Linked DNA regions of Mus musculus: regions 2, 3, 4 and 5 are each linked to region 1. Evidence: chromatin loops called from intact Hi-C (ENCODE). Cell type or tissue: gastrocnemius. All regions are shown on one strand. Region 1 holds the start of Zfp879 (zinc finger protein 879). Region 2 overlaps 4933414I15Rik (RIKEN cDNA 4933414I15 gene). Region 3 holds the start of Zfp2 (zinc finger protein 2). Region 4 overlaps Zfp354b (zinc finger protein 354B). Region 5 holds the start of Zfp354a (zinc finger protein 354A).

The links. Peaks named below come from ENCODE experiments on the same cell type or tissue, not always from the same donor. Only the 100,000 strongest peaks of a DNase experiment are listed, where the experiment ranks them.
Region 2: a loop joins it to region 1, with 2.7 times the contacts of the local background. A loop is called at or near these places in 10 of 42 quality-filtered maps.
Region 3: a loop joins it to region 1, with 8 times the contacts of the local background. A loop is called at or near these places in 7 of 42 quality-filtered maps.
Region 4: it touches region 1 in a loop (3-fold over the local background); 11 of 42 quality-filtered maps call a loop at or near these places.
Region 5: it touches region 1 in a loop (2.8-fold over the local background); 12 of 42 quality-filtered maps call a loop at or near these places.

What each region holds. Positions count from the first base shown.
Region 1 is chr11:50,837,836-50,842,835 of GRCm38, forward strand. Zfp879 (zinc finger protein 879) reads right to left here and starts at 3,717. Exons shown (of 5, transcript NM_173387.3): 1 at 3,535-3,717; 2 at 2,691-2,755; 3 at 575-701; 4 at 75-170. The coding sequence starts at 2,723. In gastrocnemius, no CTCF peak of the experiment used is centred here; DNase peaks (open chromatin) are centred at 2,826 and 3,723; H3K4me3 peaks cover 1,134 bases; H3K27ac peaks cover 820 bases.
Region 2 is chr11:50,937,523-50,942,522 of GRCm38, forward strand. 4933414I15Rik (RIKEN cDNA 4933414I15 gene) reads right to left here. Exons shown (of 2, transcript NR_168570.1): 2 at 4,178-5,000. Among named protein-coding and RNA genes, the nearest start is that of 4933414I15Rik, 3.7 kb to the right of the region's middle. In gastrocnemius, a CTCF peak has its summit at 2,564 (motif pointing right); a DNase peak (open chromatin) is centred at 2,658.
Region 3 is chr11:50,913,749-50,918,748 of GRCm38, forward strand. It overlaps Zfp2 (zinc finger protein 2), which reads right to left and starts at 2,428. Exons shown (of 6, transcript NM_001044698.2): 1 at 2,361-2,428. In gastrocnemius, a CTCF peak has its summit at 2,514; DNase peaks (open chromatin) are centred at 2,076 and 2,440; H3K4me3 peaks cover 1,236 bases; H3K27ac peaks cover 1,062 bases.
Region 4 is chr11:50,923,509-50,928,508 of GRCm38, forward strand. It overlaps Zfp354b (zinc finger protein 354B), which reads right to left. Exons shown (of 5, transcript NM_013744.3): 5 at 1-332. Among named protein-coding and RNA genes, the nearest start is that of Zfp354b, 5.6 kb to the right of the region's middle. In gastrocnemius, no CTCF peak of the experiment used is centred here; DNase peaks (open chromatin) are centred at 2,478 and 4,596.
Region 5 is chr11:51,057,010-51,062,009 of GRCm38, forward strand. Zfp354a (zinc finger protein 354A) reads left to right here and starts at 2,216. Exons shown (of 5, transcript NM_009329.4): 1 at 2,216-2,393; 2 at 3,063-3,145; 3 at 3,851-3,977; 4 at 4,394-4,489. The coding sequence starts at 3,113. In gastrocnemius, a CTCF peak has its summit at 2,479; DNase peaks (open chromatin) are centred at 2,333, 2,897 and 4,170; H3K4me3 peaks cover 1,722 bases; H3K27ac peaks cover 749 bases.

The DNA.
Region 1 (5,000 bases):
GAGTCCTCCGAACATAATCCCCTTAATGTGCCCAGGCAGTGCCAGGTTCAAGTCCCACGCCTCCTGACACTTACCGAGGTACACACCTTGAAACATCCCACTTTCCACCATCGGGAAGTCTTCTGCTTGTTCTAACTGAGCGATGACCTTTGGCTTGGAAAACAGGATCCCTGTTCGTGAACAAGAAGACATGAGTGGCCATACTGGCACGGAGATCCAGCCCAGGTAGACCCTGAGGCAGGGTACCATGTACAGGAGGAGAAACTTTGTTTAGAAAGCAGCCTAAAACTGGGCTCCGAGAGGATGGCCAGAAGTCTCAGGATCTGAGTCAGGGCTCTGCCTCGGGGCTCCTCTTGCTGGGAGATCTCAGGGGACCCATAGCAACAGGAAAAACACAAGAGAAGGAACCCTTTGTCAACTCAGACTTCTCAGAATAGCCTTGGGAAAGAGCAGCCATGACTGAACCCATCCACAGGCCCAACCTAGCCAAACGCTGTCCGTGTCCTCCCAGGTGGTGGGTAGGGGTCACGTGCTTCCACGGCAGTCTTAACCCCTTACCCACCAAGCCCCTTACCCAGCGAGACCAGGTTGCTGTAGTTCTCCAGCATCACCTCTCGGTACAAGGTTCTCTGAGCAGGGTCCAGGTGCAACCACTCATCCTGGCTGAAGGACACGGCCACATCCCTGAACGTCACAGGCTCCTGGAACAGCAAACCCATTCCTGCTTACCCCAGACCATGCCCACAGGTAGCCTGACCGAGAAGCAATCCTGTGAGCGTGTTGAGTGTTTCAAACCAAGCAAGTATTTCTGGACATCACCTTCATTCTCCAGCATAAATTCACATATACAATCGGTGATACTGTGCCCTCAGAAAGCTCATATACAGCACCCTTGTCTTAGTTAGGGTTTCTATTGCTGTAATGAATATGACCATGACCAAAAGGCAAGTTGGGGAGGAAAGGGTTTATTTGGCTTACACTTCCACAGCTCTGTTCATCATTGATGGAAGTCAGGACAGGAACTAAAACAGTGGAGGATCCTGGAGGCAGGAGCTGATGTAGAGGCCATGGAGGGGTGCTGCCTACCGGCTTGCTTCCCACGGTTTGCTGAGCCTGCTTTCTTATAGAACCCATGACCTTCAGCCCAGGATGAACTGCCCACAAGGGGTTGGTCTTCCCTTATTAATAACTAATTAAGAAAATGCCTTACAACTAGATCTTATACTGGCATTTTTCAATTGAGGTTCTCTCCTTTCAGATAACTCTAGTTTGTATGTCAAGTTGACATAAGACGAGCCACCACAACCTTACAAGAGGACACTCGGAATCATGAAACAAAATCAGGAAGACAGAGCTTGGAACCTGAGACTAAGAAATGTACTCGTCACCAAAAAAGAGGGGGTGTGCTGGTTTCCATGTCTGTAATACTCTGCAAATCATGGGCTGGGCCTCCATGGACAACATTCGCAGTGTTTTTACAGTGGAAACGCTAGGAACCTGCTCCTTCTTTAGCATGCCGAAGACACATTTCTATGACCCCAAGCTGGTCACCAAGCTCGGCATCTTTCCTGCTCTGTAAAAGGGCCAACGTAAATTAATTATTTGACTCTCATGGGAAATGAATGCAGAGACAGTCTGCACATCTGTTTCTTTGCAGTGCTGGGAGTAAGGCTCTGGGTTTCAGAGCCTTCAGCTAGGAAAGTTAGGAAAGTGCTAGATCTATGAGCAGCATCCCAGCACCTCTCTCTCTCTCTCTCTCTCTCTCTCTCTCTCTCTCTCTCTCTCTCTCTGTCTCTCTCTCTGCCAGGCTTGCCAGTGAGTCCCAGAGATGCACCTGCCTCTTCCTCTCAAATGCTGGGATGACAAACATTACCATCACTCATGGCTTTTTCACTTGATATCTACTATGCCTTGATTCAAACTTAGGTCCTCGGACTTGCATGGCAAATATATATTACCAACTGAACCATCTTTCCAGTGAGCGTGTGAATCTTCTTAGTGGCTAAGTCATTTGTTAGTCTCAACTCAGAAGGAACTGGTAACCCACGTCTTTCCTTGAGTAGAATCGCGACAGATGCTAATGTAATAGCCTTTAGATTAAGAAGGCTAAAACTCCCTGGGATCTTTTCAAAAAGCTCAGCCAAGCAAGCACCAAAGGAGTACTGCTTGCAGCACGCAGAACTGTGCATGGGGACAGGTCTAAATAAACAAGAATTAAATCAGTTTCTGTGCTCTGTTTCTGCATTTACGGTACATAACCTTTTCCTTCTGTTCCTTTGAATATAGCCCAGAATCACTTCTAGAGATGAGGAGGAAGTTAGATCTGGGTGTGAAGGTAGGGGCTGGTATAGGGACAAAGCTCTATTGTTTAAGCTTAGCTTTATGGCAACATGGGGAATGAGGCTGATGAGCATTGATGAGACAAGTGATAATGAGACCAGTCCTACAATCAGTCATAAGACCTCAAGTAGGTTAACATATTGGGAGGGAGGGGTTAAGCTTTCCACTAGTCAAAAGGTATAAGTGGAAAAAGATATTTTAAAAAGCTGTACTGACAGCCTTTGGCCTGATTCCATCTCCTCTGCCTGTATAAGGAAGCCCAGAGAAGCTCAAGAAAGAATAAAATAAATCCCGCCCCCGTCCCGCTGCAGCCCAAAGGCAGCTCAAAAACAGAAGTGGCCTTTACTCACCTGAACCTGGGCTGGCAGCAACCTCGTGGTCATTTTCTCCCTCTGTAGCTCCTCCTGAGAAGACCCTTGAGGCAGAGAAAGAAACTCTGAGGTCTACTCATCCTGGCTGCCCTCCAGCCCTCACTGGGCCACACCAGGCTAGAAAACACCTGCTGGGTAGCTGCACAACCCAACCTCCCCAAGCGACAGGGAACCCAAGCGACAGGGAACCTGGGCAGGAGTACCAAGTATAAGCACACTGTCAACGGGCCTATGACCTTTTCACTTGAGGTTATGAATAAAGATGAACTGAACTAAACAGTCGCAGCTATCAAATTCATTATTAACAAGGTAAAGGGCACCGTTGTGTGCAACTCCCGGAGGTAAGGAAAAAGCACAAATATTCCACATATCTGCACTTGGACATTGCAAGTGAAAGACACACCTGCAGAATGCATGCCCTTTGCAGACTCCACCAACTAGAAGTTAGTCCACTCTTCCTCATGGGCCTTCGCCTCTGGTCCAAAGTATTACCAAAGTCACTTAAATTAACAAGAACAGACACACACACACCCAAGCTAGAACTAGCAGCACTAGCCAGAACTCAATTTACATTTTAGAGAAAAAGGGGGTGGAGGACAGCTCCTGTAGAGGGAATGATATTAACACGTTCTGGGCTCCGTGCCCAGCATCGTTCTGCTCCTTTCCAACAGTAAAACCTTAGAGCAAAGGCACAAGTGGAAAAAATGGACTGTGGAATTCAGTTAAGATACTGTCCAGCACCGAAGACTGACAGAAACTAAGTTTCACCTCCAGGATTGAAAGCCTACAGGCGATCTGCTCAAGGCCGACTTGACTAGCTAACCTGAAGCCGGAGGCTTCTTTGACCGCTGTTCGGGCAGCAGAACCTGGAGTCAGGGCCCGAGGCCCTCACCAGCAGCTGAGGCCTCTGCGTGCTTCCGCCAGGCTCTCAGCCCTGGCCCGCAGGTTCCCGGCCGTTCCAGCTCTGCCAGAAAACCCAGAAAGCTCAATGCCCAGAGCGGGTAAGACTAGGCTCAACTGCGCGTGCGCGCGAGCCACCTGGTTTCCACTGTGGACTACATTTCCCAGAAGGCACTGTGACACTCCTACCCACCCTGTATGGTGCAGAGTGGGACACAGGCGCCTAAAGACTGAGAATCAACTTTTCAGTTGCCACCAGCTTTCAGGTTTCTGTGCAGGCTTCATTCATAATTACAATGGTAATACTACTAAAGAGGAAAAAGTGAGTGTGCATTAAAATGTTGAAGAATAAGGCTCTGACTGCTTAGTTTCAGATAGCGAAAGGACTGTCCTCTTTCATTTTTTAATAGAAAATTATGCTTTTTCTAGGCTACAAAAGATACATAACATACACAATTTTTCATTGCTGGCTCATACTTTGTATTAAGCAAAAAACTGCCATATTAGTCATTACTGTCATGGACAACTCAGATTTTCAGGGGAAGCAAACAGGTAGAAATAATTTATTCATTACTTAAGTTGGAAATGTCTGTTTTTTACAAAAATTTTTTCCTGTCTTTGTCCACTGTAAAAGTTCTGAAGAATGATTATTCGGTCTCAACAAGATACAAATTATGTTCTCTAGGTAGCAATTAACACAAGGAACGCCTTGAGGTATGGGAGGGGTGAGGAAGCTCACAAGATAGACCCTGGTGCCTGGAAGGAAGACAGCCAACTAAAGGTCATATCACAGTGTCCCGGGAACCAACTTGAAGGGCTTCTGCTGTACAAATGTGGGAGAATTTCATCGTCAGAAGGCTCTGCAAAGGTCTGAAAGTCACCGAACTCTGTAAGATTCTATCCTGCTTCTATTCCTGTCAAAATATACCAGAAGGAATGGAACTACCCCCTCCAAAAAATAAATAAACAAACAAACCACCAAACCACGCACAGACAAAGCATTCAATACACATGCTAAAACATACCACTTTAGTTTAAGGACTATAGTGATTCCACACTAGGTAAGGTGCTTTCTGTAGGCTTTTAGTTAATAGTTTTGTCAAGCTAAAGAAGATCTCCAGATGGCTAAACTTTTAAATCATGAATGAAGTAGATATTACCAAATTGCTTTTTCAGCATCCATTTAGATAATCATGTTTTTTGCCTTTAATCTGTTAATGTAGTGAATTACAGAAATACATTTCCTAAATCATTACATCCCCCAAATCGTTAATCTGCTAAAGTACATCTCTGGCTCAAACAAGACTGGTTGTGACAGGTTTGTCTCTGTCAGTTTGTGACTGTTGGGCTGGCTCTTCCTACCCCTCTGCTTCTTGGTTTGGCCTGAAC
Region 2 (5,000 bases), 100 kb after region 1:
ACTGGCCTGTAGACGAGCCTTGGGGCTTTTTCTTGGTTGGTGATGTGGCTGGGCTGGCCCTCTGTGAGCAGTGCCACCCCTGGCAGGTGGTCCTGGGTTGTATAAGAAGCAGGCTGAACAAGCTGGGTGGAGCAAGGAGGGTGAGCAGAGTTCCTCCAGTCTCTGCTTCAGTTCCTGCCTCTGGGCTTTGTCCTTGGCTCTGGTCAGGATGTGTAAGACAAACTCTTTCCTCCCCAAGTTGCTCTTGGTCATCATGTTTACCAGTGATAGAAAGCAAACTAGGAAAGCTTTGCCTACTTTGGCCTCACTTGGGCAGAGCAGTGCAAGCTCCTCACAGAGTCTCAGAGATGGGAAGATGTGCAATGGCCCCACAAGAGCAGCAGCCGACCCCAGGATGACACTGAATGAACATTGAATGGCTTCAGGAAATGTCAGTGTATTATAGAAGGCTAGACTATTGCCCTCCAACCATCTCACTGTACACAATGTTGCCCTTTTTATGAAACAAAAGACACAATGTGGTCCCACCATGGTGTGTTGGCCCTTGCTAACGCACCTCCACCCCACCCCAGAGATAAGAACAATTGTGACTGCTTAGAATGGACAGTGCTGGGGCCTTCCAGGATCTTACCCATCTTCTGCAAGAATATATATATATATATATATATATATATATATATATATATATACACACACACACACATATATATATACATATATATGCATATATTATGCTAACCTTTGATGGCTTTATAAATTTGGAAAAGCATCTTGAACAGCAATTGTTGAATGAAGATCCTGATGTCAGGACTCAGTTACTTCCGTACATTTTTTTTTTCATTTAAAGAGACAGAGTCTTACTATGTAACCCTGACTGGATTGGAACTTACTATGGAGTCCAGGCCAGTATCAAACTCAGAGACCTGCTTATTTTATTCCTCAAGAGTGTGAGAATTAAAGACATGTGCCACCATCCCCTTAATACTCCTTTATAATCTCTTGGCCATAGCTATAAAGCCTATTACCATTATTGGTGGTTGCGTGCCAAACCTCTATTACCAAAGACACTATATGCTTTGGTTTCAGGACGTTGAGAAATCAGGCTGAGATTAAGTAGAACGTTTCCTTCCTGCTGGGTGACTTTTACAGCTGTAGAAGACATTGTGCAAGGTCCTCGGGAAGAATTGTCATGGGTGGTCCTGCTCTGCTTATTGCACTGCCAACTCGCCAGGCAGAAATCGCCTGCTCATGAAGTCATGGCATTACTGTTGTTGGCGCACCTAACTGCTTTCTGTTTGGATTCGGGGCCCATTCCCTAGAAGCTCACTCACTTCTGATACCATAACGCAAAGCCCACGGAGGAGGTTGTCATAGGCCACACTGGGCGAAGCAGCTGCTATTTTGTTTAGTGGACGGGATATACCTGTCGATTTGCCTTCTGAATATTTGTGTTTATGCTCGTATTGGTTACGATTGTCAACCTCAGTCGTGGAGGGAAGCCTTTCGTCACGGGTGGTATATTGCAGAAACTCATAACCCATTCATGTTCCAAGTTATGGATGCGCCACAGTGGTCCAAAGCTCAGTTATAGTTGCAGGAAAATAAGCAGACCTCTCGTCTCCTTCAAAGCTTGGGAAGTTGGAGGCGGGAGTAAAGGTTACAATGTTGTGTTCTTCCTTCAGAGGGAGGCGGCAGGTTCATAAGATGTGGGAAACAAAGGAAACTTCCGAAGCATAGGGAGCTTAAGGTTGAAGGGTTCACAGGTGCCTTCTCCAAAGTTATAAAAGCAGTGGACAGCTGATGGGGAGAGGTGATTGTAAATTGTACAGAAAGCCCCCACCGTGCCAGTTTCACGAGGCATCAGCTGAACCAAGGTGGACTTTTCATTGACTCATTTGCCTTTGAGTTACCCATACTCCAGCTGGAGAAACCCCTTTCTTATGCTCCGTCCGATAAGAAACCCCAGTAAACTCACTGGCTTGCTTAGTCAGACTTCGGGAGAATCGTTTCTTTGTTTTGTTATATTGGGTGAATACACATACCTCTCCATGAAAAGTCACACAATAGAGATTTATTTTTAAAAGGAGATTTATTATTATAGATAAGTACACTGTTGCTGTCTTCAGACACACCAGAAGAGGGCGTCAGATCTCATTAAGGGTGGTCGTGAGCCACCATGTGGTTGCTGGGTTTTGAACTCGGGGACCTTCGGAAGAGCAGTCAGCGCTCTTATCCTCTGAGCCATCTCGCCAGCCCCACAATAGAGGTTTTGATGTGATAAGAATTGGGCTGTCCTATCCCAGGTGTTCGGATCAGAGCTCTGTTAGAGTGTCCAGGTCTATCTGACTCTTTCCTCAAGAGTCTTTGAACATGAGTCGCTGCTTCTACAATGCGATTGTTCCCTTCAGAGCAATGATAATTATGTCAAGATGTTTTTATGTTAGTCACATCTAGTTGAATGTAGGATATTTGCCATTCGTCTGGTTGTATGGTCTATAGTTAAGACATCTCAATAAATGTCTAAGGAAGTGCTTTAGTGTCCGCTGGTGCAGTTCTACATCGTGACCACAAGAGGGCAGTGTTGTCCTACTACTTTCTGTAGGTCAGGCTCTTTGCTTCCTGGGATCTTGGATAGTTGGCATACCCTCCCCTTGCTCCTGGACTAGAAAGAAGAGCTCTGAATGTTACCTGCAAACACCCTGGCTTGTCAGGTTAGAAAACACTATACCTTCTGCGCTCCAGATATCCCTGTGCTAGCCTCAGGCTACATTCCTATCACTCACTGGCTCATGCTCATCTTATGTCGCCTAGGCCCATCAGACTAATGTTGGTGCAGCCAACAATGGGTTGGGCCATCCCACATCAATCACCAATAAAGACCATCTTTCACGGTATGGCCTCAGGGGAGACTGAACTGGGCAATCCTTCAGGATGCCTCTAGGCTGTGTCCAGGTGACAGAGAAGCTAATAACCAGGGTCCTGTCATTAACTAGTTCTGCAGAGAGCCTCTTAGATCCTGTGGAGGGCTCCTGAAACCTTGGAAACTCAAGGAAGCTAATAGTTCCCTGAAGGCCTGTTACACACCATCGGGGGACTGGTATATAGCCTGGCATTGGGCAATATAAGACCATTTGCCCTGGTTTGGTTTCTTGTTGCTGTAGTAAAAACACTGACCAGAATAAGCATTTGGCAGGAAAGGTTTGGTTTGCCTTTATAGACATAGTCAATAATAAAGGAAAGCCAAGACAGGAATTCAAAGTAGGAGTCCCCTGCCCCCATTCTGCTACAGCCCAAGATCACTTTCTTAGACAACTTTATTAGGGATGGTGCCACCCACAGTGGGATGGACAATCCCACACCAATGAATAAGAAAATGCCTCACAGACATGGTCACAGGCTAGTCCAATCAGGGAAAGTCTTCAGCTGAGGATCTCTTTTCCTAGGTGGCTCTGTTGTATCGTGTTAGCTGTGGCATTTTCCTGTGTCTTACAGAGACATGGAGGCCAATTTTCAACATTTAAGTAAGAAAAAATCTGACCATGTAGGTTATTCCCAAAATAAATAACTTCATTGGTTGGTTAGGGTTGAGTAGGAAACTCCTACTACCTGGTATTTGGCTGTATGGACAAGGCCCACAGAGCCAGTAAAAACCATATGGCAAGGTTTGGGGTGTAGCTTGGTAACATGAACAGAGCCCTTGGGTCAGTACCTAGTACTGTATAAACTGGGTGTGGTGACACAAACCTGTCACCTGAGCACTTGGAAGGAGAAGACAGGAGTCTCATCCCCCAGCTGGTCTGAGGCTAGACATAAAACCCTTTCTCCAAATGGGGAAAAAACAGGGCTGGAGAGATGCCTCGGTAGCTAAGAACACTCGATGCCAGTCACAAGGACTAGATTTTTAGGTTATTTCAGCATCTGCACAATAAGCCGTGTACCCCTGCAGGTCTCAAACCCCACTGAGTGTGCCACTCAGAGGATCGCTGTGACTTGCTCTGCCTCCGAAGAATAGGCAGAAAGTGGCAGAGGACACCCAACACCCTCTTCTAGTCTCTCTGCCTGTGCACGTGTGTGCCCTCCCGCACATGGATATGCATGCAACGTATGCACATGGGCACGCCTGCACACATGCACGTCTTTAAAAATAAACTGCATGACAGAGGCATTCCCCCGCTCCTTGAATTAAGCGCCGTATATTTGAGAATCTAAATGAACTTAAGAGACATCTTCCACCGTACGGAGGGAGTGAGATGCAGTCTGTGACCATTCGCTTACTGAGGAAGTAGCTCATTGGCTTTGGGCTAGAGAATCCAGAGTCTCTGTTTCTGCTTGGGAAGGAAGGTTGAGAAGTGATGATCCACATGACTTTGCCGTGGAAGCTCAGCAAGGTCATAAACCAGAGGGCAGATGAAGTTGGCTTCCTGTGAGCCTGGGTGGCTTCATGTGGTACACAGCAGCGAGGGGGGAGTGATTCTGTGTTTTGACTTTTTCCCTCTGTGACATGGGTGGAAGGAGCCTGGAAGGAAGAGTCTGAAGGGCGATGAAGATTCTGCAGGGAGGCCGCCCCACAACATCCAAATATAAGCCAAAGGGAGTGGGGCCCCAGCAGTCAGGATGCCTCTCCTGTCTGGGAGCCCGAGGACCAGAAGGTCTGTGCTTTGGTTTTCTTGTCTTCAGGGCAGTGCCTTATGAACTGCAAGGGCGGACTCTCCATCATTTCGGTTGTTTGACGACGTCTTTCCAGACTACTTCTTCTTTCCTGCCCTTGCCTCCAAGCCTTTGGTTGTAGTTAATAGCAGTGCCTTGGTTCATGCGCTCATGAACTCCCAATCTAAGTTTGGGGCACCAGCTAAGATAGAGGGAATCTGGTGGCATAGACTTTCACAGGTGACTCTGGAGACAAATTGTGGGTTTTGCATACATGGGAGCGGGGAGGAGGTGCTCTGTCTCTATCCTCGGGGACCCAAGGCAGCGCCCTCACAGAGCTCTCCAGATCAGTC
Region 3 (5,000 bases), 76 kb after region 1:
CACCAGAATTTTAAATGACATTAACTAGAACACAGCTGCCTGAGGGTTACTGTTGCTGCAATGAGGGATCATGACCAAGGCTTGGGGAGCAAAGCCTTTATTTGGCTTACACTTCCATATCACTATTTATCATCAAAGGAAGTCAAGATAGGAACTCAAACAGGGCAGGGACCTGAAGGCAGAAGCTGATGCAGAGGCCATGCAGAAACACTGCTTATTGCCGTGCTCAGACTGCTTTCTTATAGAACCCAAGCACACACACAATGTACTGGGCCCTCCCTTCTCAATCACTAATTAAGAAATGCCCTGCAGCCAGATCTTATGGAGGCATTTTCTCAGTTGAGGCTCCCTCCTTTTGGATAACTCTAATTTGTGTCAAGTTGATACAAACCAACACTATTACTGAGGAACCTCTGACAAATTAAGTATCTTGTCAACATCAACTGTGAGAATAGCGGCATGCGGCATGCTAAGCAATGCTGAGAACAGCTGTAAATACAACAGGCAGACTCCACCACCACCACCGCCCCTACCTCCCCCCCACCCATGTTACAGACCAACAGGGAACACCAATGCACAATTGCAATCCTAGCAGCACATGCGGTTCAGAAAAAAAAGCATGCATATATAGGAATTCAGGAATAATTCATTGAGTTATTATAGCTCAGTAGAGGCCCTGGACTTGACCCCTACTACAGTAAAGGCAGAGGGGTGGGCTGGGTAGACTGAGGATATAAGAAAGTTGGCATTATCAAGAAAGGATTCAATATACAATAACACATAGCAAGGGTTGTCGTTTGGAAAAGAATAGAGATGCAAAAACAGAATGAGAGTTCTACTAGAAAGTATAAATGAACATCTTTGTGATGCAGTGAAACAGAAGGCCTCTCTAATTATGGTAAACATGGTGGAGGTGGAGGAGGAGGGAGCTGGCCCTGGGGAATGGCTCAGCACTGGGCAAGCATGAGGACCAGAAAGCAAGCAGGAGGATGAAATGCCCGAGGGCTTGGAGGAAGATGGAGGATGCTTCTCGGCCCTGACCTCAGGTCTTCACCTGAATGTGGCTATATGTGCACCTGTACCCATGCATACATGCAGCCATAGATACATACAAGTGAAATGTAGGTTTATATGACTATAGCAATATGCAACTTTTCTGTAGATTCATCTGTTTGTACAACAGATGCAAAAGTTAGGAATAAAATGGGCTGGAGTTTAGCATAAGGATATTATTTGAAGGAGGGTCTTCTCACTAAGTAGCCTTGGCTGGCCCAGACTCTGTGGAGCAGGTGGCCTCAAACTCATCCCCCTGCCTCTGTGGGATTCAAGGCACACACTACCACACCTAGCTTGCACCTCTCCAAAGCTTAAGAGGCTACTAGCAGCACTTCCAGTTGATGTGGGGCGTCAGTCACTCTTAACACCGCAACCATCTTTAGAAACTGCTACTTTTCTGGAAAGAATAAGACAGGAGATGCCCAAAGGTCTAATTATAACGTTGACCTAGAAATTTCACTACAAGGTTTTGTGGAAAGAGGCAATACAAAGAATGACATAACTGTACCATGTCCAATATTAAAATAAAAACAAAACACAACAAAAACAAAAAAGCCCAAAAGTCCAAAGGGAACCATTCGTGAAAATGACAGCTTTAACTGCTCTTAAAAATTAGTGTCTTAAGGCTATTCTCATCTCCATTGGGTGGTGGTTTAGATGCACTTCAAGCATCTTACAAAATGCCTTTTGTAACTCCATTTTTAAAGGTGAATGGAGGAAAGGCACTAACATCTTTTTTTTTTTTTTTGGAAGCAAAAGGTTTCTATTTATACATATAACACAATACATGGACTTTAGGACAAATTTCGAATGATTTCGCTCGTACATTTTTCTAGTTGACCAATAATGAACTTAAAGAAAGGGTGGGCACGTTCTTGCTTATTCAGGACTCATTTTACAAGCTCCTCCTTCGCAGGCAGAGGGCGGGTCCCCAGCAGCGGTGCACACAATGGCCAGAGCCCCGGACTGTGGTCCCGTGCCCTGCCAAGCTTCAGAGAGCGGGTCTACCACGCATTCATAGTGCATACCGAACCAGAGCTGCTCGGCCAGGTAGAGCTGGAGAGCAGTCGGGCGCGAATGACCCCGGGGTACGGGGGGATACCGAGCTGGGGGGTCTCGGTTAGGGTGTCCTGCGGCCTGGCGCGCGCGTGAGCTGCGCACCTGCGACTTCGTGCTCCTTGCGGACGAAGGATCACCTTTCTGTCTGGCCGGCTCTGCTCTTTTGGCACCAGAGCCCCGGGCTCCCAGTGGGAACGCCTCCGCCTCCCCGCCCGTGGACCACCCGCCCGAGGAAGCGCACTCACCACAGTCACTGAAGAAGCCAGAGGCTGGCGGCACAGGCAGCCGCACTGGGCGCGCGGGACTACATTTCCCACAAGACCATGAGCCCTCGACAGGGCTTCCAGTTGCGCAGGCGCAACCGCAGGGCTGCGGGCCAGCGATTGCTCCCCTAGTGCTCAGGCAAGGTTTGCCACCTTAAGCTTATTTTCTTAAAGAAACTGGTTCTAGAACCTTTTCCTTTCCTAAATTAAGAGAACCTTGGACACCCCCTTGCATGAGGTTAGGATGAGAGGTAAGCTACTAATGTAATGTAGATACTTCACGGCGCTCTGTGACCAGGTAGTAAATGATGCACTGGCTGGGTGAATTGTTACTGTGGAAAACCAGCCACCTCTGTGAGTGAAACTCGTGGGTGCTAAGGTAGTTTCGGCTGCATCCACGGCTTTGGAACTTGGAGAATATCTTAGGATAATTTCCATCCTATCTTAGGATAGAAAGATAGGTTACAAACTGTAATATTGGGTTCTTGTCTGGCCGCTTGTTTTTTAACGTTTTTTCTTTAAAATCTGACATCATGATACTTGAATACAGTGCACTGTGATCACATTCACCCCCAGCGACCCTCATTCATGTGCCCTTCTTTCACTGACCTCCATCCTTCCCAACTAGTCCTTCTTCTATACTTTTGGTCCTTTCCCCCTCGCTTCAGCCTGTAAAACTTCTATTCCATGCAACAAAGACTATGTTCCGAACCAAATGTCGGACGGGCATCTGGAGGCCACTTTTTGACGAGGCTCAAAAATCCTATTAGCCAAACGTGCGTGCCCAAATTCCTTTTATCCCACACCTTCCGCTTTTATCCCACACCTTCCGTCTTAGGTCTTTGACATTGTGTTTCTGCTCTGATGGGAGGATCTCCTGGGACTCGGAAGCTCAGGAACCACACAGCTCTGAGGTGGGACAATGTCCCAAAAGAAGGGCACCCTGAGACATGGGAGCTGAGGAACTAGATAGCTCTAAGAGGAAGCCTCCTCAGCAGAGGCGATGCAGCTACCAGGGCATGGCGTCCTCAGCGGAGCTCAGGAGCCTCAGTCCCTCTCCTTCTCATCGTTTCTTCTCTTCATTGCTTCTTTTCTTCTTCACTTCTGACCAGGCATAAGAATCTCATGAAAGAGATTTATTGGATGGACCAGGGTGTGAAGGGATGAATCCAGGGATGGCTGCTCTCTATCCTAGGGAACAGACAACAGGGAATTAGACAAAGTGGCAGTGCTTATATAGGATCTCTTAGGGGGCGGGGCTTTCCAGGGCAGAGATTTCCAGAGTGATGATTGGTGGGATTTCAAGTCCTGAATTTGGGGAGCTCAGGGATTAGTGGATTTTCTGCTCAAGGATTGATGTTTTGTCTGTGTGTCTGTGTGTGTGTGGGGGGGGGGAAGCTCAGGAATTGGCGGCTTTTTTCACCCCCCCTTTCCCTGCATCAGGCCCATGGGTTAGATGTTTTTCCCAGCCGCTGGTGGTTTTGACTGAGGCACCGTCTCTGTAGGTTGGAGAGGAGGTGCTGGCATTATGGACATCTCCTGCAGTGGTGTTTGACCAAGGCTGTGGGCTGAGGCAGCAAAGAAGGTGTTGCCACCGTGGACAGCTCTTCATGAAGGCAGTAGGCAGAAGTAGGAAAGGTGTAGCCATGTTGAACAGTTCTTGAGGGCCAGCTCCTGCTGAGGCTGCTGAGGCAGGAAAGGCGTGCACCACTGTGAACACCTCCCGTGATGGCTGCAAGGTGGTACCATCATTTTAACAGGAGTCCCCATTTTGGACACCTCACATGGTATGGGTTGTGAGAAGAGGCCTGCCGCCATTTTGACTGCTTTTGCGGTGCACAGCTCTGGGACTACTGAGCTGTCTTTAGCAGGTAGCTCCTCTTTGGTGTCCACTATGCCCTCTCCTTGTTGGCTTAAGTCTCCAGCTGGCTTTTTTTTTTTTTAATTCAGAGATGAGCTCTTGTTTAATGCAAGTGGCTACCCCTATTGCCAACATACTGAATAAAAATTTATTGCTCTTTACTGGTAGTGTCTGGCTTTTTTTTCATAGTTGTCTGGACTATTTAAAAATATGGGAAAATGAAAAATGTCACAATTGAGGGCTTGAGAGATTAAGAAGTTAAGAATTGTGACTGTTCATGTAGAGGGCTCAAGTTCTGTTCTATCATCTCAGGAACTGATAGAAAGGCTGACCAAAAACAACACTACCAATGTGGAATCTTTGAAAAACAAAATTAACAAGTTTGATAGACACCTATAAATAGTTCTCCAAAATCTGAGAAAAATAGTTTCTAGATATGATTTTATATTGGTTTGGAATTAGCCACACATGTAACAGAATTGCTCTGTAGATCATATTCTTTGATGATATAAGTATGATAGACACCATTTTTAAAGACTAGAGAGTTTGTTGTTTCTAAGATGAAGAGACTATTTAGAGGAGTATTTCAAATGGAAAGAGAACTGCAGTAAAGAAAAGACTGCTGACCTAGTAGAACATGTGTGACCCTAATAGTTAATGGTAGAGTCAAAGATATGCTACACATACTCTGCACAATATAGTACCTCAACATCTGAGAAGACAGAAGCAGAAAGCTCACCTTGCTCTCTCCTCTGAGCATA
Region 4 (5,000 bases), 86 kb after region 1:
TTGACTAAGTAAAGTTGAATTTTCCTCGAGGCTATTTCTTTGTGTTTTTTCTCCTGCAATCTTTTGCTTACCAATTGACTTCAGGCCAACGCTTGGACCAAATTTAAAATTCTTACGGCTTTTATCTATAGTAAGAATTTTTGTATGGTTGATTGAAATTATTTCTAAGCTTTCATTTGTATCCTGTGTTCTAAAACTGTTGTCAGGTCTGCAGGATTTTCCTGACGTGAAGTCCCAGGCCTCATCCCTTTTGAGTTGTTTCCTCTTTAATTCCTGAAACAATGACTCTTTAGTTTGAGTTGATTTTGTGGTTTGAAGACTGCCGTGACATCCTGGAAGCAAAACCAAAATTACCAGTGATAGATGTGGTTAGCTCAGACTAAACTTATAGGAAGAATGTTAATGTTACCTAATTAAATACTACATGCCTATAGATATTAGCAAGAAAGAAGAAATGGAAAATAAACACTTTATAAGATACTGGATGAGTGCCAATCAATTGGAGTGAACAAAAGGATAAACAAGCTCACCTAAGGAGGTGAGAGCTAGAGTAACCAGGAGAGGGTTAGAGAGGCACAGACTGGGAAGTGTAGCCTGGTATGGAACTATGGAACTCATGAATTATGGTGCTTCTGCCATTCTTTTTCATTTTGGATTTATTAACCTCTCTTTTCTACATGTTAGAATCCTTACCAGCCTTCCAATGCAGTGCAGGTAACTCCTCTGTTGCATCTTTTCCTGACTGAGTCTAACAATCCACAGCCCTCCTCTTATTCTAGCACTTATTACAAGATACAGCAATACGTCACTTAATGACAAGGATGTGCTCTGGGAAATGTGGCGGGTCATTCTCATGTAAGCCTCCGAGAGGATATGTGACACAAATCTAGATGGTGTAGACGGCCCATATGACAGGCTATGTGTCTTGATGCAATCAAAAGATATGGCAGACATGAGGGGTATGCGGCTGCTGCCCCCCCGCATCACAGCGCCTCCTTAAGCTTTCTTCCCATGAGGACAAGCAGACTTTAATACACAGCATTAAAATACAAACCCAAAGCACAGTGACTAAAGTCACTGCTATTATCAAATATTATATACTGTAATAATTCTAATACTATACTTTTATACTTCTAGCAACACAGGATTTTTTACATCAGCATTGCTGCAAACACATAGATAGTACATTCTGATAAGTTTTATTTATTCAGTGTGGAGAGCAGGGTAGCTTTGCACTCACAGATCTACATGCTTCTGCCTCTTGAGCACCGGGATTAAAGGAGCACGTGGCCACTTTAATTAGCTTGCACTCTGCTGCTTTACATTTCTAAAGTTAGATTTCTGTGTCTTACTTTCTGTGTGTCTTCTTGTATGTGCATCTGTATGTACAGAAATGCATACTAATCACCTGCAGAGGTCAAAAGAGAACATCAGAGTCTCTGGAACTAGAGTTATGGACAATTGTGAATCACATGGTGTTGTGAGTGTCCAGGACACAAGTGCTCTTAACTGGCTATCCGTGTTATAATCTCATGGCACACCATTGTATATGCAGCTCATCATTTGCTAGAATATTATTGTACAGTACACAAGTACATTATACGTATTTAAAGAAGCAGTCAATGAGACTCTGTGTCACACAGATAATAAAGATAAACAGGACTTGAGGAATACCTCAACGGCATGATAAAATTCAAACATTTTAGTCCTAAAGCCAATCATTTTGTTAATGAAGAGACATTAGGTATATTTCATTGCAATCAAGAATGAAGCCAATATATCCATTTCCCTACTATCCATCTGTAAGGAACTATTAATTATTGCAGTCGGGCAATTAAATTAGAGAAGTTGAAAAACTGCCTGTATTTGCTGATGATATCACATCTCTTAAAACTGATTTCATGAAGAAGCATATATAGAATTGGCACACAAGAGTATTGTTATAAAGAATAAGAGGAATACAGAAAATTTGAAAAACTATATGAGTAAATTTTTATAGGCATCTTGAATGAAAATGCTACTCTTGGATGTTACAACCCAGTGTTCTGAAAATGCCACAAAATTCGGGATATAGCTCAGAATTTCTCAGTAGCAGATGACATCCAAGGCCAGATAATTCTCTTTTCTTTGGGACTATGTTGGGGTGACCTTTCCTCACATTGTAATAAGGTGTGCCTCTGCATTTTTGATTGTTACTATATACTGGCAGAGAGCTATGTCCTGGCAGAATTTGAGTGTTGTCATTTCCTTGTCCTATCTCTAGGTTTTCTATTTGTAAATGCTTGCCCATCCCACCTGCCCAAAAGAGGAAGGTCAGATAGCCCACAATGCCTAAGGCAACCAAAGGGATGGACCAGATGCTGTCTTACTGCTGATTGGTTATAATAAAGAGCTGACAGCCAATGGCTGGGGCAGCATGTAAGGGGGCAGAACTTCCAGGCAGGTGGGGACGCTGCAGGGATGCAAGCAGAGTCAAGAAAATTGAGACCTGCAGGGAGAAAGCAGAAGGAAGACTAAAGTGGGGCAGGAGGTAAAGAGCTAGCCACATGGCGGGGATCCAGGCCAGGAAGGCAGGCTAAGTTAGAACTTAGCTAAGAGACTGCCCCAGCAAACAGCTTTAAACTATGTAGTCTTCACTTCATGCAAGACCTCAATCTCAGCATCATGTGAAGGCAGAGAATGCCCAGACTGTAAAACAAGTGTAGAAGAGAAAACGTGAACGTCAGACAATATGACATCTCTCATGGTGTGAAGTACCATGATTTTATTTCCCTCCCTGGATGGCAAGTGTACCTGTAAAATCTGTCCATTAGATTTCAAAACTCCGGAGCCTGTGCAGCATCAACAGGAAGGCCTGAGTGGTAAACTGAAGTGCATTTCATTCAGCAGCAGCCAGCTCCAAGGAGCAACCTGCTAGCATCCCTACAACAGCCATACAGCCAAGAGGCAAGAAGGACAGCTACAAAGGCGGGGCACCACTCCTATCTCCTCTGGCAGGAGCGGATACCCAACCGTTAGGGGGACAGTGTCCTTCCCCCTTTACTTGCCTCTGCCTTGATTTTTAAAACCAGACAGGTTCGTCGCTTATAACAACTAAAGAGAAAAATCACCCATCACCCCAGCAGACCCTGGGAAGTGGAAGATTCGGATGTTTACATTTTAATAAAAAAGGACAAGGCAGGGGACTGGAGAGAGGGCTCAGTGGTTATGAGCGCTGGATGCTCTTTCAGAAGCTCTGGATTCAGTACCTAGTGCCTCACCTGGCAGCTCACAACTGTCTAAACCTCCAGTCCCTGGGGAACTAGCACTCTGTTGTGGCTTTTGTGAGCCCTGTGCCCATGTGGTGCGCAGACATTTTTGCAGGCAGAACATCCAAACACATAAAAATAAAAACAGGTTTTTTGTTTGTTTGTTTGTTTTTAATATCACAAGGCAGAAGACAAACAGGAAAATAGGTCCCTTCAGAGGAAAGGATATGGCTGGAAGTGTAACTCACTGGTAGAGCACCTGCCTAGCAAGTGCAAGGCCTGGCTCTCCAGCACTACAAAACAGTTGCCTTGGTAGTTTCCACAGAATTACTGTATTTCTCCAAACAAAGGTTTCAAAGCTAGACAACCGGGGTCTCTACATCAGAAACTGTCACTTTAGACTGAAAAAGAAGGGCTCTTGTATTCAGGGTCTATCAGAACAGGGTCTATAAGAACAACGTATAGTCAACCTTCCAGCTCTTCCTTAATCCTCAGTGTCTGACCTGACCCAACCTCAGCCCTGTCTCCCAGTTCCCCCACTCCAGGCTCTAAGCCCTCAACCCTTCCTGTTAAGGGCAGGAAGCTGCTCTCCCAGGGAGACAGTGCTGGACCCATCTCTGGATGTTTATGTCTCCTCAGGGTTGGGATTCAGACCCAGGACAAGCAGCTGAGGTGCTTAGCTTGCATATCCAGGTTCTCCCAGCATCCCTCAGTCCTGCCTGTTCCAGGCAAGGCTGGCTTATCTGAACTTTCTAATATCTCTCCTAGGAGCTCTTCCCTATAGAATCTAGACGTTTGGCTCTCCTCTCCCACCTCTGCATTTTCTCTCTTCCTGCTCAAGCTCCTTCTCCCCTCCCCCCACTGTCTCCCTCTCAATGGCTTCCCTTGTTGTCCCCACTAAAATATCCAGGATCATAAAATTCTCCTTAAACTTCTTAGCTATCCCTGTTATCTACAGGCTAAAGCTCTTAGCACAGTACCAAAATCTAGTGAGGCCATCCAAGCTCATTTCCTTTGTCTCGATTTCATATATATATATATATATTCTGTGCAGCTAGAAAAAAAATTACTTCCAATATACCCTTAAATATGCTGACTTCTTGTACATGAAAGGCAGCTCTCCTCAGAAACAAAAGGGACCATAGACAGGAGGGGAAGCTAGGGGCTGGGAGCCTGGGATTTTCCTTTCCCATCATTCCATGAGGATCAGGTACCTGAAGAGGTCTCTTGTTGAGGGACAGTCCAGTCTAAGGCTTTCTGGAGACCCTGATGTATGGAAAAGGAACACAGTCCCTTATCTGAAGTGCTTGGCAGAGCCGGTAACGGCCTGGGGTCCGGGCTTTGGCAGAGCATCAGCTTCAGATATGGAGAAGCCAGTTCTTCTAACCCCAAGGGGGCTGTGGTTCTCAGCCCCAAGGTCGCTGTGCACTCAATCTGTGACCTTCTTAAGATACCCTGCATTCCCCTTGTGCAAATTGCTCAATTAGCTTCCCGCTGACTCCATCTCACTGTGTCATAGCTGTCTGCTCCCTCTGTCCCATTTTCCCCACAGACGGTACACATAAGATGCCGTATTTCCTAATAAACTTGCTTGGAATAAGACATTCCTGACCCCAGCCTTCCTATCTCCTTTATCTTCTCATCCCTTGGTCCTCCCCCTAGGATTCCTGTCATCCCTTGGTCCTCCCCCTAGGATTCCTGTCACTGAAAAGCAACTTGCTGGCACAGCTCGGTCTCCAGGCACCGAGGCTA
Region 5 (5,000 bases), 220 kb after region 1:
AGCTTTGGCTCATTCTCTGACTAGCTTGTAGCTTACTTAACCCATTCAAACTATTCTGTCTACCACTTAGTTACCTGTCCTTCAGGCTCAGCTGCTGCTTTTTCACATCTCTCTCATCATCTCCTTTTATTTTTTTCCCACTATTTCCCAGAATCCTGTCTCTTCCTGCCAGTGTCCCACCTCCTATTTCCTGCCTCAGCTCATTGGCCATAGTCTTTTTTATTGACAGATGATGCGCGTAAGCGATTTTCTCTACAGAGTGGGGATGTGGCTCAGGGGTGGAATGCTTGTCTAGCCTGCTAGAGGCTCAGGTTCATTCTCCAGTACCACCACCAAATTAATTAAAATAAAATGTTTTGCATGTATTTATTGTGCATATATGAATGTATGTGGCACAGTGTATGTGTGAGGTCAGTCTCTCTTTTCACTATGTGAGTTCCTAGAATTGAATTCAGGTTACCAGGCTTGGCAGGGAGCGATTCACCACTGAGTCTTCTTCCGGGTCCTCATAAATAAAAAATTCTAAAACAATTATCTGTTGGCTCTTCCTGTAATGTCTCTGTCCTGATTGCTATGGATTGTCAATTTCATTAGATTGAGGGGTACCCAAAAGCTTGCTAAAGCCCATATCTGGTTGCGTTGATAAGCCGTATCCACGGAGGAGTCCATCATAAGGGCTGTTACATACACAATGACTTAACCCATTGATGGACTCAGTCTTTCAACCAGTTTTGGGGTGTTATGGAGCTGTAGGGGGTGTGGCCTGGCTAGAGAAGATGGGTTTCTAGGGATGTCCTTGAAGGGTCTATTTTGGCCCCACCCCTTCCTGTTAGCTGCTCTTTGCTTCCTGGCTGCCTTCAGCTCCACGGCTTTCATCTTCCTTGTCCTTCTGTGACATTCTGCTGCCTTGCTCTGAGCCGACAGTCAATGGAGTCAGTCAGGCGAGGACTTTAACCTGCCAACCACGGCCCCAAACTGGCCCTTTATTTTAGACCCTTAAGTTATTCTTCTCAAGTGAGTGTCACAGCCACAAAACTACAACTGCTACAATTCTGCCTCTCCTGAGTTGTTGCCTCAACCCCGTGCTTCATTCTTGTCTGCCCAGGCTGCCCTTGCTTTGCCCTACCCTTCTTTTGTTGTTTGTCTTTTCTTCTTTTTTGTTTTTTGTTTTGTTGTTTTTTTGTTTTGTTTTTGGTCTTATTACAGGTATCTTCTAGATCCCTATCTAATTATGTTCGTGGCTTGTTGTCTGGTTCTTGCCTTTTACAAAAAATAAAGTACTTCAGGATAATGACATTTGTTTTATTCAGTTTTTCAAATGGCTCATAATAGGGCTTGGTGCGTGACCGTTAGAACACAGACTGTACAGCGTACTCTGAAAAGTCAGACCACACACTCCTGTAGTCTCTCCCTCTTTGGACTGAGAGTTGATACAAGCAATGTGCTGTGACATTGACAAGGCTCACAGAGCTAAGTTATCTCTCTCTTCCTCTCTCAGCTGCCACCCTAGCTCCAACAGACACCCCAGACAACCTTGAGTTATAACTTAGCTTGCATCTACTGCCTTCCTACCTTTTCTTTTGACTCCTGGCACACAAGTTGGGCCATGTGTCAACACAAACTTCCCCAAACTTGTAAGAATACAGAATTCCTGTCCTTGGGAGCTGAAGGATATTTGATAAGCTTTGCCCGTCAGATCTCCATCGTGGCTGCCTTCAGCCTGATTCTAATAACTTCCCCCCTCCCCGCTGTTGTTATTTGTGGGAAAAGAAGAATTTTAAGGACATTTATTACTTGTGTGTATGAGTGAGTGTGTATGAGCATGGAATGCATCCGCTGCCCGGAGATGCCAGAAGGGGGTATTGGAACCCAGGCACTGCAGTTACAGGCCATTGTGAGCAACTGATATGGGTAGTGGGGATTGAACCTAGGTCCTCAACAAGAGCAGCAAGGACTCTTAAACCGCTGAGCACCTCTCCAGCCCTACTAATACCTTATAAAAAAAAAAAAAAAAAAAAAAAAAAAAAAGCTCTTCTAAAGGGTACTTCGTGCCAGCTTCCTTTCCACTAACCTGCAACATCTTTTATTATTTACCTAACAAGCAGGTGTTTGATTCCCGGTGTCCACTCTGACCTTCCAAGTAATCTGTGCATCAGACAAACCGAGGAACTTCAAATCCCAGAATCCCTGTGTCTCGAAGTGGACTACATTTCCCAGAGGGCTCCGCGGCCACCACCCTCTGGACCCCAAGATCTGACCCCCCCGTGAGCCTTCGCGGGTCTTAGGGCGTCTGTGGCGCGGCTCGAGGCTAGGGGCCAAGGTCCCCGTGCAGAGTCCTTACCCGCGGCGGCTCAGAGCATATGTGAGGCGCGGCGGGAGCCGGAGGAGGGAAGGTGAGTGAAGGCTCGATATGTTCGGACGTCAGACAGGGGCTGGGCTGGGTTTGGCTCGGCGGCCTCCTGCGCGTCCCCCTCCCCAGAACGCGCGCTCCCAGTGGCCTTGGCTCTGGACTGCAAGTGACCTGCTCCCCACCGCCCGGGCAGTGACCACGCAGGCTGTGTTTTCCGTGCAGCTCTCTTGTCCTGGGCTACTATTGGTCCCCTTTCTGGAGTTTTCCCCTGGTATTCTGGAAATCGATCTCTGACAGCAGCAGTGCAGTCGGGTGGGCAACGTGTTATAAGGAAGAACACCGTCCCTGCCCGTGGTCAATCTGAGGGGGCAAAACCGGAGGCGCCCCCACTGTGGCCGCATTCAGACTTCAATTTCCTTCCCAAAGGGGCTGGAAAGTGCCTGCTGAGATGTGGTGAACAGTCTAAGGGTGTTCACATGGGAGCTCAGTGAGTCCCCTCGGTTATGGAGTACAGTGTCGCCTGAATCTTGCTTCTGGACATCCACGGACAAGAAGACTGGTGACTTGTCGATTCTCTGATGCCCACCCCCAGCTCCTGGTTCCCTCTCTTGAGGCAGAAGAGCCAGGCTCAGATGATGGGACACTTTCGGAGATGCTGCTTCTGACAGGTGCCGAGCAACAGGTACTACTCCTTTCTTCTTTCCACCCTCAGATCCTCCCTCATCTTCACCCATCTTTGGAAGAAGAACCTTCAGAAAGAAGATGGCTCCTGAGCAATGGGAAGCGACATCTCAGGTAAGCACCTTGCCGGTTCATTTCGTAGCAGAAGGAGCGGATTTTGTTTGGTTTTCCTTCTGACAGTTATCCACGCAGTTCAGCCTTCACCGGGTTTCATCGCCCATGCCCTCCTTGGAGCAGTTGGTCCTCCCTCCGTGGGTGGTGGATTCTGTGGGGAGCACACCCCATGTTCACAGTTCCAGTCTTATGTATCTCTTGATAGACAGGCTATTGTTGCCTGGTGCCAGTCTGGTGTATGCCTACAAATTCCACAAGTAACTTGCCAGGTACCTGGGACAGAATACACATACGTACTTGAGAAAATTCCTTTTTTTTCTGGTCCTGCCTCCCGCACTTGTCTGTTTCATTCTCTGCCCTTACCAAAATTGGTTTTCTATTTTTTTCTTCTTTCTTCTTGACAATCCTTATGTTGTTCACCAAGCCTTCTCCAGTCTGTGGTGGTTGGTTGGTTGGTTGGTTGTTGTTGTTGTTTTTCCCACTTTATGGTTTTATCTTTTGCTTGTACAATTTCCATGAAAGTTTTTTTCTTATCGTGTATGTATGTATGATGTGGTGTGCATACATGTGTATATGCGTATTCTCATGTACTTGGTCACGTGTTTGGATGGCTGTATCTCTGTGTGAGGATATACATCTGCACATGTGTGTCAAAGCCTGAGGCTATAGGGTGGCTTCTCCCATGGAGTTGTCTGTCCCTCACAGGTGTCGTTGACATTTGAAGACGTGGCCGTGCTCTTTACCCGGGATGAGTGGAAGAAGCTGGTTCCCTCTCAGAGAAGCCTGTACCGTGAGGTGATGCTGGAGAACTACAGCAACCTGGCCTCGCTGGGTAAGAGAGTGCCCTGTGGGCAGAGACTCACAAGCGAGACCTCGTGCCTTCTCTTCCAAATGGAGATTTCATTGTGAAATCTTAGCAGAGTTTTGCCTTCAGGCCTTACAAATATGACCTTATAAGTAAGCATTGACACACACTTTGCACAGCAGGCCTGGAACTGCCCATGTGCAGTGGAGCGGGCGTGGCAGTGAGGGCACCGCTTCCCTTGGTATGAAGCAAAGGTTCATAGTCTGGGCATCTTCCCAACCAGCAGTCATTCCATGCTTGCTTGGTTCATCTCTCAGCAGAGAGCTTTGTTCCATCTCTGGAACCTCTTGCCCATCTCCTTTGCTATGTGTTTTTCTGCAAAGGGCCTTGTGAGGGAAACATTTGAGGCTTCTGGTTACTGAGCTCATCTTGTCTACAAGCAGGATTCCCGTTTACCAAACCAAAAGTGATCTCCCTGCTGCAGCAAGGAGAGGATCCCTGGAAGGTGGAGGAAGAAGGCCCTGGAGGCTTCTCTCTCGGTGAGTGTGTGCGCAGGCCTGGCAGTCTCTGCAGGCTCCAGTGTGGTGAATAAGGAGAGGGTGCAGCTTAGAGTGTGGGTTGGGAAATGTCTTCAGGTTCTCAGTCCACAAGAGATGGCCGGGGTGGAGGGGGTGGGAGGCTGGAGAGACAGCTCAGTGGTTAAGAGCACTGACTGCTCTTCCAGAGGTCCTGAGTTCAAATCCCAGCAACGACATGGTGGCTCCCAACCGTCTGTAATGAGATCTGACACCCTCTTCTGGTGTATCTGAAGGCAATGACAATGTCTTATCTGTAATGAGATCTGACACCCTCTTCTGGTGTATCTGAAGGCAATGACAATGTCTTATATATATAAAATAAATAAATCTTTAAAGAAGAAAGAGGTGGTCAGGGACTGGGATGGAGCTCAGTGGTAAGAACACCTGTCTAACACACAAAAAGCCCTGGGTTCAACTCCCAGCACGCGCGTGCGCGCACACACACACACACACACACACACACACACCAATG